2 separate regions of the Homo sapiens genome follow, and region 1 is linked to region 2. Evidence: read pairs that join two places in POLR2A ChIA-PET (ENCODE). Cell type or tissue: PC-3. All regions are shown on one strand. Links, peaks and the distances in the headings refer to the core of each region. The heading gives the core; the rest is flanking DNA. Region 1 overlaps SYNE2 (spectrin repeat containing nuclear envelope protein 2). Region 2 overlaps SGPP1 (sphingosine-1-phosphate phosphatase 1).

The links. Peaks named below come from ENCODE experiments on the same cell type or tissue, not always from the same donor. Only the 100,000 strongest peaks of a DNase experiment are listed, where the experiment ranks them.
Region 1: POLR2A ChIA-PET joins it to region 2 with 6 read pairs; 1 of 35 experiments calls an interaction of 5 or more read pairs at or near these places.

Annotation. Positions count from the first base shown.
Region 1 is chr14:64,072,530-64,076,936 of GRCh38, reverse strand. SYNE2 (spectrin repeat containing nuclear envelope protein 2) reads right to left here. Exons shown (of 116, transcript NM_182914.3): 53 at 2,801-2,969; 54 at 837-992. Among named protein-coding and RNA genes, the nearest start is that of MIR548H1, 20 kb to the left of the region's middle. RefSeq lists an enhancer at 2,247-2,748. In PC-3, for the core only: no CTCF peak of the experiment used is centred there; a DNase peak (open chromatin) is centred at 1,726; H3K27ac peaks cover 1,125 bases.
Region 2 is chr14:63,683,080-63,687,486 of GRCh38, reverse strand. It overlaps SGPP1 (sphingosine-1-phosphate phosphatase 1), which reads left to right. Exons shown (of 3, transcript NM_030791.4): 3 at 831-3,271. The coding sequence ends at 1,382. Among named protein-coding and RNA genes, the nearest start is that of SGPP1, 43 kb to the left of the region's middle. In PC-3, for the core only: no CTCF peak of the experiment used is centred there; a DNase peak (open chromatin) is centred at 356.

The sequences.
Region 1 (4,407 bases), core at 69-4,068, 390 kb before region 2:
TGTTAACTAAAAAAGATTTGTTATAAATATACGTTAAGAGTTTACATGTTTTTTACATGTGAGATTTTCCTGAGAAATCTGTCATAGAATTAATGACATATTCTAGCAACTAAGTTTGAAATCTGAATTTTTTGTGTTTAAGATCTATTTTATTTATCAAGTTGTAAGTATTCTAGACAAAAAAAAAAAAAAAAAATCCTTCTGTGGATACCAGACCAAACAGAATTTTCTTCTGTTTGATATGGGCTGTCTTTCTACAATCTAATCAAAATATCTTGCTAAGCTCCTATGTTTCTAGTATTATAAAATATTTTCCACCTTTTCTTTAAATCTGGACTTTCAGGTATAAAGATTTGCTCAGGTACTTTTCATGAGAATTCTGTTAACATCATCGTTAGACAGACACTACATACTAAGTGCTATTCCTAGTGAGTTGTGAAATTTGTATTCTTATTGCCTTAGTTGTAATGTCAAAATGTTTCAAAGAATGTATTTTAAAGCAAAGTATTAACATCCAAAATGTTCAAGTGGTTGTACAGTGGTTGTACAAAAGCAAACAAAACCAGTAAAAAATATTATATAACTGTATTATAAAATGCAAGAGAAGAATAAGCATTTTGACAATTAAATACATATAAATCATCTAATTCTGTTATCTTATGTCACATATTTAGAGCATCTTTATCTTAGCATTCAATAGACACGATGGTCACTTAACTCTTAAAAGAAGTTATAGCTGAAATCCTGGCAAATGGAATTTGACATTAAATGATATTTTCCTCCTGATAGTCATTCAGCTCCGTAAATAATAACAGTAGTACAGACATTATTATTACCTTCTCATCTATGTCTTCTAAAGCTTTTCTGCATTCTTCCACCTGGGATTCAATCTCTGCAGGGACTATGGTGTACATTTCGGAATACTTGATTCGCAGTTTTTCCATAATATTCTCAAAAGTTAGTTTCCCTTTCTTAAGGATGCTTTGAAGCTCCTAAAAGCATTAAGAGAGTTGCAATACTCACGAGACTGGGGGAAAAGTTTAATTCTAAAAAGTGAAAGCAGCCTTCCAGCACATCCTTATGATTTAAAGGAGTGCAGTTTGCATGACAAAACCCCACTAGTGATACAAGCTGATTAAGCCCCAGAGACACTCAGTTTAGTCAGATGATGCTTTCTAATTTGTAAGAATTAAACTTGATATCTCTTCATAGTGTCACACCATTATCTAGAAAAGACATTACAACACCCCCTGCTTCTAAAGTACCTTTAGGATTTAATTGTATCTCCATTGCAGTCCTGATCTAAAAAGCTGCAAGCAGCAAAAAAAAAAAAAAAAAAGTTTCAAAGAAGTTTTTTGTTGTTGTTTTAACGTGTTGCTATTTCTACTTCTTCCTCCATTATCATCACAATGATTTAAGGCCACTAAAAGCCCCACACTTGGAGCAGAAGTGTCTACTTTCATGTAATTAGACAGCCCTGCAGAGCTCAACTGCTTTCAAAAGGGAAGGTTCCAGTTCCATACAAAGAATGTAGGTTTTTAGGAGATAAAAGAAACCTGAACAAATAGTCTATTGGTTGTGGCCTAGAAACCAAATCTGATCTACCTTCTCCTGCAGTAATTATAAAGGAGAAACTCATTTGTATGGGAAAGTTTCCCAAAGATCAAGTGGAAAAATACTTCTTGACTTGACTGTGGCTTTTTTGTTGTTTGTTTTGTTTTTACAGTAGCTGTTCAGTAGCATTATTTGTGTTCATGGATTGAGTCACTGTACTGAAGAATGATTACAATTTTAAATGACTCTGTAATGTGTCATTGTTTTCCTTTTCTTAATCCTCAGCAGAGGACAAATCTAGAGAGAGAAAGTTAGAGAACAATGCCATTCAAAGATGGGGTTTAATAAGTAAGTGTCATCCCGTTTTATCTACACCTAGTCCAGGAGTACAGGCTTTCATTCAGAGGTACACTTAGAAGGCTTCCCCATGAAGACTGCTTCTTTACTTTCCAATATAATAACCAAAAGTTCTGTTTAGACAGCATGTGACTTTTTTTTTTTTGAGATGGAGCCAGGCTGGATTGCAGCGGCACGATCTCGGCTTACTACAACCACCACCTACTGGGTCCAAGTGATTCTCCTGCCTCAGCATCCCAGTAGCTGGGATTATAGGCACACGCTACCATGCCTGGCTAATTTTTGTATTTTTAGTAGAGACGGAGTTTCCCCATGTTGGCCAGGCTGGTCTTGACCTCCTGACCCCAAGTGATCTGCCTGCCTGGACCTCTCAAAGTGCTGGGATTATAGGTGTGAGCCACCATGTCCGGCCAACACGTGACTTTTGAATAAACTTCCAAACATACTTTTGGGCTGTCACTATTGGACTGGAATGAAAGAGGAGATTCTTCTGAAGAAATGAGATTCCAGATGACCTGTAGGGTGTACATAGACCCTGTCAGAGACAAGGCGCCATGTCCTACTAAAGGAGTAATGTAACATACTACTTAAGAGTGGTCTGAGGCCCTTGTTCACCAAACACACTGGAAACATAGTTGAAAGAAGGCTGCTTGGTCCAGACTGGCCTACCTTCCAGCCTTGTTTCAACTCTGTTCTCTGCTCTCCAGCCACACTGATCTTCTCCCTTGGTTCTGCCCATACCATGCCACAGGGCCTTTGCCTATGCCTCTCTCTCTCTCCCCAGACCGCTCCCCCAAACCCAGCCACTGAGTTATCTCTACCCCAAGGACTTTGGATACAAGACTGTGGGCCTGTACCTGCCACATTCACTAATTCATTCCTCACTTACCTCAAATTGTTCTGACTTTTCTGGGTGATCCTGGAATGCCATATTTTGGAATGAAGTTGTGGTCTGTTGAAAGAAATTCTTCAAAGCAATTATCTCTTTTGTGAAGGAATGTCTTTCTTGGATTTCAGTCTGCACCAATTCTTTATTTTTCTGAACTTTCTGAAGAAGCCTAAAAGAGAACGTCAAAATATAATTGTTTCTTTATCCTGCTCTTCTATGAATAAAATGAAACAGTTTTATTGCAACAATTAATGAAATGCCTGAATAGCTACTAAAGGATGGTTATTTCCTCTAAGAAAAAAAGTAACAATTTTCAATAATGGATGTACCACATATAAAAACAGGTACAAAATCTACCACTTAATCAAAAACCTCTCCAAATCTTTCGCCTCAAATACTCTCTTTTCACACTTTACACTGTAACTGACATTTCTGTCCTCTCTTTTTCTCCACGTAATCCTTGAGCTCACATGAAAATGACTTAGAGGTGTGAATGGAATCACAGGTGGGCTCTTGGGGACAGACAATCCCACTGGGCTTCTTCTCTTAAGCTGACCCATTTTGCTATGGATGCAGCAAATATCAGAAGAGGCACTGAAGTGGGTAAAATCTTTCCTGAGGGTTATTTGGTAAGTATCTATGATATTGTGATATAATAAATATATACTTGATCTCTGCTGTAGTTCCTGAGACAGAGCTCTTAATACCCTTGTAGATAGGAGTGCTAGCTAGGAGAGTCTTTTGTTCTAATACTTGATTTTTGACCAGTTCCTGACACAGAGCTCCTAAGCCCTTTGTAATTTCCTGAGTGATAGGAGCATCTTTAGTTCTAAGAAGGCAACTCTAGGTGGGATCCTGAGTAGCCTCAGGATGAGGGCTGGTTGCCAGGGGAACCAACTATGTGATTAAAAGGTTGGAACTTTCAGTACCACCCCTACCTCCAACACACACCCCCAACCTCTGGGGGAGGGGACAGAAGCTGAAGGTTGAGTTGATCGCCAATGGCCAATTACATAATCAATCATGACTACATAATGAAGTCTCCATAAAAAAACCCAAAAGACAGGGCTCAGAGAGCTTCTGGATTGCTGAAAGCCTGGGGGTTCCACCACCTAGAGAGAGCAGGGAAGCCCCAGGCCCCTTCCTATACCATGCCTTAGGCACCTCTTCCATCTGGCTGTTTATCTGTATCCTTCATTATATCCTTTATTAATAAACTGGTAAACATGAGTAAAGTGTTTTCTTGAGTTCTGTGAGCCACTCTAGCAAATTAATTGAACCCAAGAAAGGTATCAAAGGATCCCTTGATTTATAGCCTATCAGCCAGAAGTGTACCAGCGGGGCGCAGTGGCTCACGCCTGTAATCCCAGCACTGTGGGAGGCCGAGGCGGGCAGATGACCTGAAGTCAGGCGTTCGAGACCACCCTGGGCAACATGGTGAAACCCCTCCTCTACTAAAAATACAAAGAATTAGCCGGGTGTGGTGGCACATGCGTGTAATCCCAGCTACTCAGGAGGCTGAGGCAGGAGAATCGCTTGAACTCAGGAAGCCGAGTTTGCAGTGAGCCGAGATCATGCTATTGTACTCCAGCCTAGGCGACAGAGCA
Region 2 (4,407 bases), core at 73-4,072:
TTCATAACAATCTGAAATTGTAATATTTATCTGCTTTCTTATGTGGTTATCAACAGTCTTGCTCTGTTACTCGGGCTGGAGTGCAATGGCATGATCTTGGCTCACTGCAACCTCCACTTCCTGGGTTCAAGCGATTCTCATGCCTCCATCCCCAAGTAGCTGGGATCACAGGCTGGAGCCACCATACCTGGCTAATTTTTGCATTTTTAGTAGAGACAGGGATTCACTATGTTACCCAGGCTGGTCTTGAACTCCTGGCCTCAAGTGAACCACCCACCTCAGCCTCCCAAAGGGATGGGATTACAGACATGAGCTACCTTGCCCAGCCACATTCTTGTCATTTTTTAAAGCAATGTATCCTCAACCCCTAAAATAGGGGTTGGCACTCATAAATATTTGTTCAATGAATGAATGAATGAGAAAAGAAAATTACCTAGGATGTATATCCTGTGTGGTCATGGAGATAATTACATACATAAACATATGAAAATGAAAACCATTTCTTTGAATAATAAGTGTACTTTTCCCCAGAAATCAAAACTACACAATTTTAGCATAATTTGTTGTTCAGAATTTGAATGTAAATTTGTGGATATTATATATGTAGTTAATTTATAAAAGGGTAGAATTATGAAAATATAAATCCTTTTATTATTAATACAGCTTTTAGTGCCTCTTATATGGTCAGTTAATAAAGTTTACTTTGAGAATTTGACAACTTTAAAAAATTTATGTATATTCAACATTTGAAATGTCAAATATAAATTATTTTTTAAATGCCAAAAATATTCAGTATTATACTAAACAACGATACTTTTATCTTTTCCTAGGATATTATTGCTGGATTCCTATATACCATTTTAATCTTAGCTGTCTTCTATCCATTTGTGGACCTGATTGACAACTTCAACCAAACTCACAAATATGCTCCATTCATCATCATCGGGCTTCATTTAGCTTTGGGGATCTTTTCTTTCACTCTTGACACCTGGAGCACATCCCGAGGAGACACAGCCGAGATACTAGGAAGTGGTGCTGGAATTGCATGTGGATCTCATGTTACTTATAACATGGGTCTAGTATTAGATCCTTCTCTAGATACATTACCTTTAGCTGGGCCCCCCATTACTGTGACTCTGTTTGGAAAAGCCATATTGCGGATCCTCATAGGGATGGTATTTGTACTAATAATCAGAGATGTAATGAAAAAGATCACCATTCCTTTAGCCTGCAAAATCTTCAATATACCGTGTGATGATATTCGAAAAGCAAGACAGCACATGGAAGTTGAACTTCCTTATCGGTATATTACCTATGGAATGGTTGGTTTCTCCATCACATTTTTTGTTCCTTACATATTTTTCTTTATTGGTATCTCTTGATGGAGAAGTATTGTTTATGATAAGAAAGGAGGGTATCAGTTACTGATACCCAAAAATATATTCCAGGTAAAGCCAGGTCAGAATTAGGCTTTTGCAGGAATTTAACTTAAATAATTATTTAAGTAAATTCATAAGAGTCAGTGCATTTTATCATTGCACATCCAGATACTGTTTTAGGTGAGCTGAGCTATTTCGTTACTGAGAAAATGATAAGTATCCATTTAGAATGTTCATGTAATGTTTGGAGAGTTTTGTATTATGGATTCAACTTATATATAATATATATAAGGTACATAATATGCAATTATATATCTGATATATATTATATATAAAATAATATACCTAAGTGTTTTTTTAAACTATGGGAGTGTATTATAAAATCAATAATAATATGCAAACAGTTGTGCCTGTGTATTTGAACTACATACAGGTATGTTGTTATTAACAGATATATTTAACATTTATTTACTATGGGAGCCATTTCCTAATTGAATTGCGTAATTACTAGACCAGAATGCATATGCTACTATACATTGATTTACTGCCTGTTTTTACACTGCCATTACCTTTCATGTTATCCATGATGTTGAACATGGGAGGCATTTTTAATGGACCAAATTTTTAGAAAAATTAGTTTTTGGATTTTTTTTTAAGTTCTGTATACTGTTTTGAATGAACTTTATTTGCAGCTATTCTGGATGTCAGTTTAATAATTCAGGTACTGAATTTTATTGCTTGCTAATTGTGCCTTTCCGTTGCTAAATTAAGAAATGCTATGTGTACTGTGATGTAAAAATAAGACATTAACTTTATCTTAAGTTACATATAATCAAGCAAATATTTTAAAAAATGTATGTCAGGGTGACAGGCATAAAAGTAAATTACCCTTAACTCTTTAGCCTTTATTTAGAAAGAAATGTGGAATGGGCTAAACTTTCTCACCAATTTATTAGAAAGCTAAATGGATAAATACTTCCCTTTTTGTAGATATTTTTCTGTGCATTGTAAGTTATAGGAGCAGGACATATTTTTTGTACATTGTCTTGATTGTTTATACTGCAGGTAGGTATTTCCAGTGAATGGAAACGTTGAAATTTATAGATGGGACAATGCACATACTTCATATGTAAACAAAGCATTTTTCTAAATAATTTGGAAAGGATTGGATTTAGCACCGTTAACTTTTAATACCCATTTATTGGCTATTTAAGGTAAATTATAAAACCTAAAATTAGTATCAGTATTTTAGATCCTATTATTTTTTCAACTTTCTATTATTTTCACAGTGGAAAATTTGCGTATAGTATTAAACTATTCTTTTTTCTGTCTACCTTTATATTTTGAAGTGTGGTTGTACTTACGTTAATAGTAAGTGTATTTGTAGAAAGTTTTTCATAAAGAAGAGATTAACTTTCCATATAAATAAATACCAGGTATGAAATTACTGATTTTAGTGCAATATCTGTATGATTATCCAGAACTATCACTTCAGATGTTTCTATTTTGGGCACCATAACTATTTGAGCTCATATTTTTATAATTCTGATTGAGAATTTAGGGGCATGGTAATTTTTACCAAAACTGAAGCTGGTAATTTTAAGTAAAGCAACTAAATTTACCCTTTACTTATTAGTTAAAAGGAAACCAAGGCATGTAGGAAAATATTGGTACGTTGGAAAATGTGAAAAGAGCTTTACTTTCAAAATGTATGTTTAATGAATTGAATTTTAGGGACCGTTTCCCATAATTTGGGCCTATGCTATCCTGTTGATTTTTATGTCTAGCTTAAAAGGTATTTGAAAATGTTCCATTTGTGTTTTATTATTTTCTGTCCTATGACAGTTCTATGCTAAATGTATTTTAAAATAAAAGCCAAATTGAAGATTAAAGAAGGTTTTGCTTTGTTTTGTTTGCCTTCCGAGCAATTGTTTCTGTTTTATCTGGTAGAGATTTTAAAAATATGTCTTGGATTTTCATTCTAGCACATATTTCCTCTGAAGCGTTTTGTCCAAAATCAAAGTGCTGTTTTGGCAATAGAAGACATTGAAGAAGTTCTTTGAGGTACAAACTGGCTTTGGTTCCATTTATGATTATTTCTAACATTGTACTTTTAGTAAAAAGTTTCATATTTCTTTTAAAAAGCTTATGCACAAAATTGTTTCAGTAAAATGTGACTAATAGTATTGTAGGTAATTTACTGCTTTTCCATGAATGTCAAGGATTAATCATAAAACTAGGAACAGGTACTTTTTCAAGCAGAATAAAACATATGGACATTTTATTTTGTAATTTTAAAATGCCATGATGTGTGAACTGCAAAAACCAGGTCTGCCAGAAACTAATTATATGACCTAATATAAAACAATGCCACTTCAAGATTGACACAATTATTTTTATTTTATTTTGTAGCTTTCTTTACAAGTAGTGTTTATTAAATATATATTTCAGGGACAACATAAAAATGAATTCAGTGGAATGAATAGAATTTAAAAGCAAAATTTCCCTCACCCTCCCTGTCATTCATTCCCTTAAAGGCAAATTTTAACAGAGCATTCAATAAAGATAAGTAAATACTAAAGTGGTTTTTTAAAATATATAATCACAAAAATTTTTAAAGGCTACTCAAGTGAAGCAGTGGGAGTGGAGAAAGATATGATCACACAATTTTATATGACAAAGATTTCTTATTGGTAAACAATTTTGTTCTCGTTAACAAGGAATGTTTATTCTAGATTTAAAACCTAACGTGGCCAAGTGTGGTGGTTCATGCCTGTAATCCCAGCCGGCCAGTAAAATGTTTAATCTGGACATCAGTAAGGATCAGTTTTTAACATTTTACTTTATAGCTGCATTAGATTTTCTGAAGAGGGTTTTTGTTGTTTGATAAGGTTTTTTAAGAAAGGGAAGAGGTAGCAGTTTGAGAAAAAGTAATTAGTAGATATTACTGTGCTGGGTATTTTCTCGTTATTTGATCAAGTTCTTCCATTCCTTTTGAAATATATATGTAAGTTAAAAAGAAAAAACT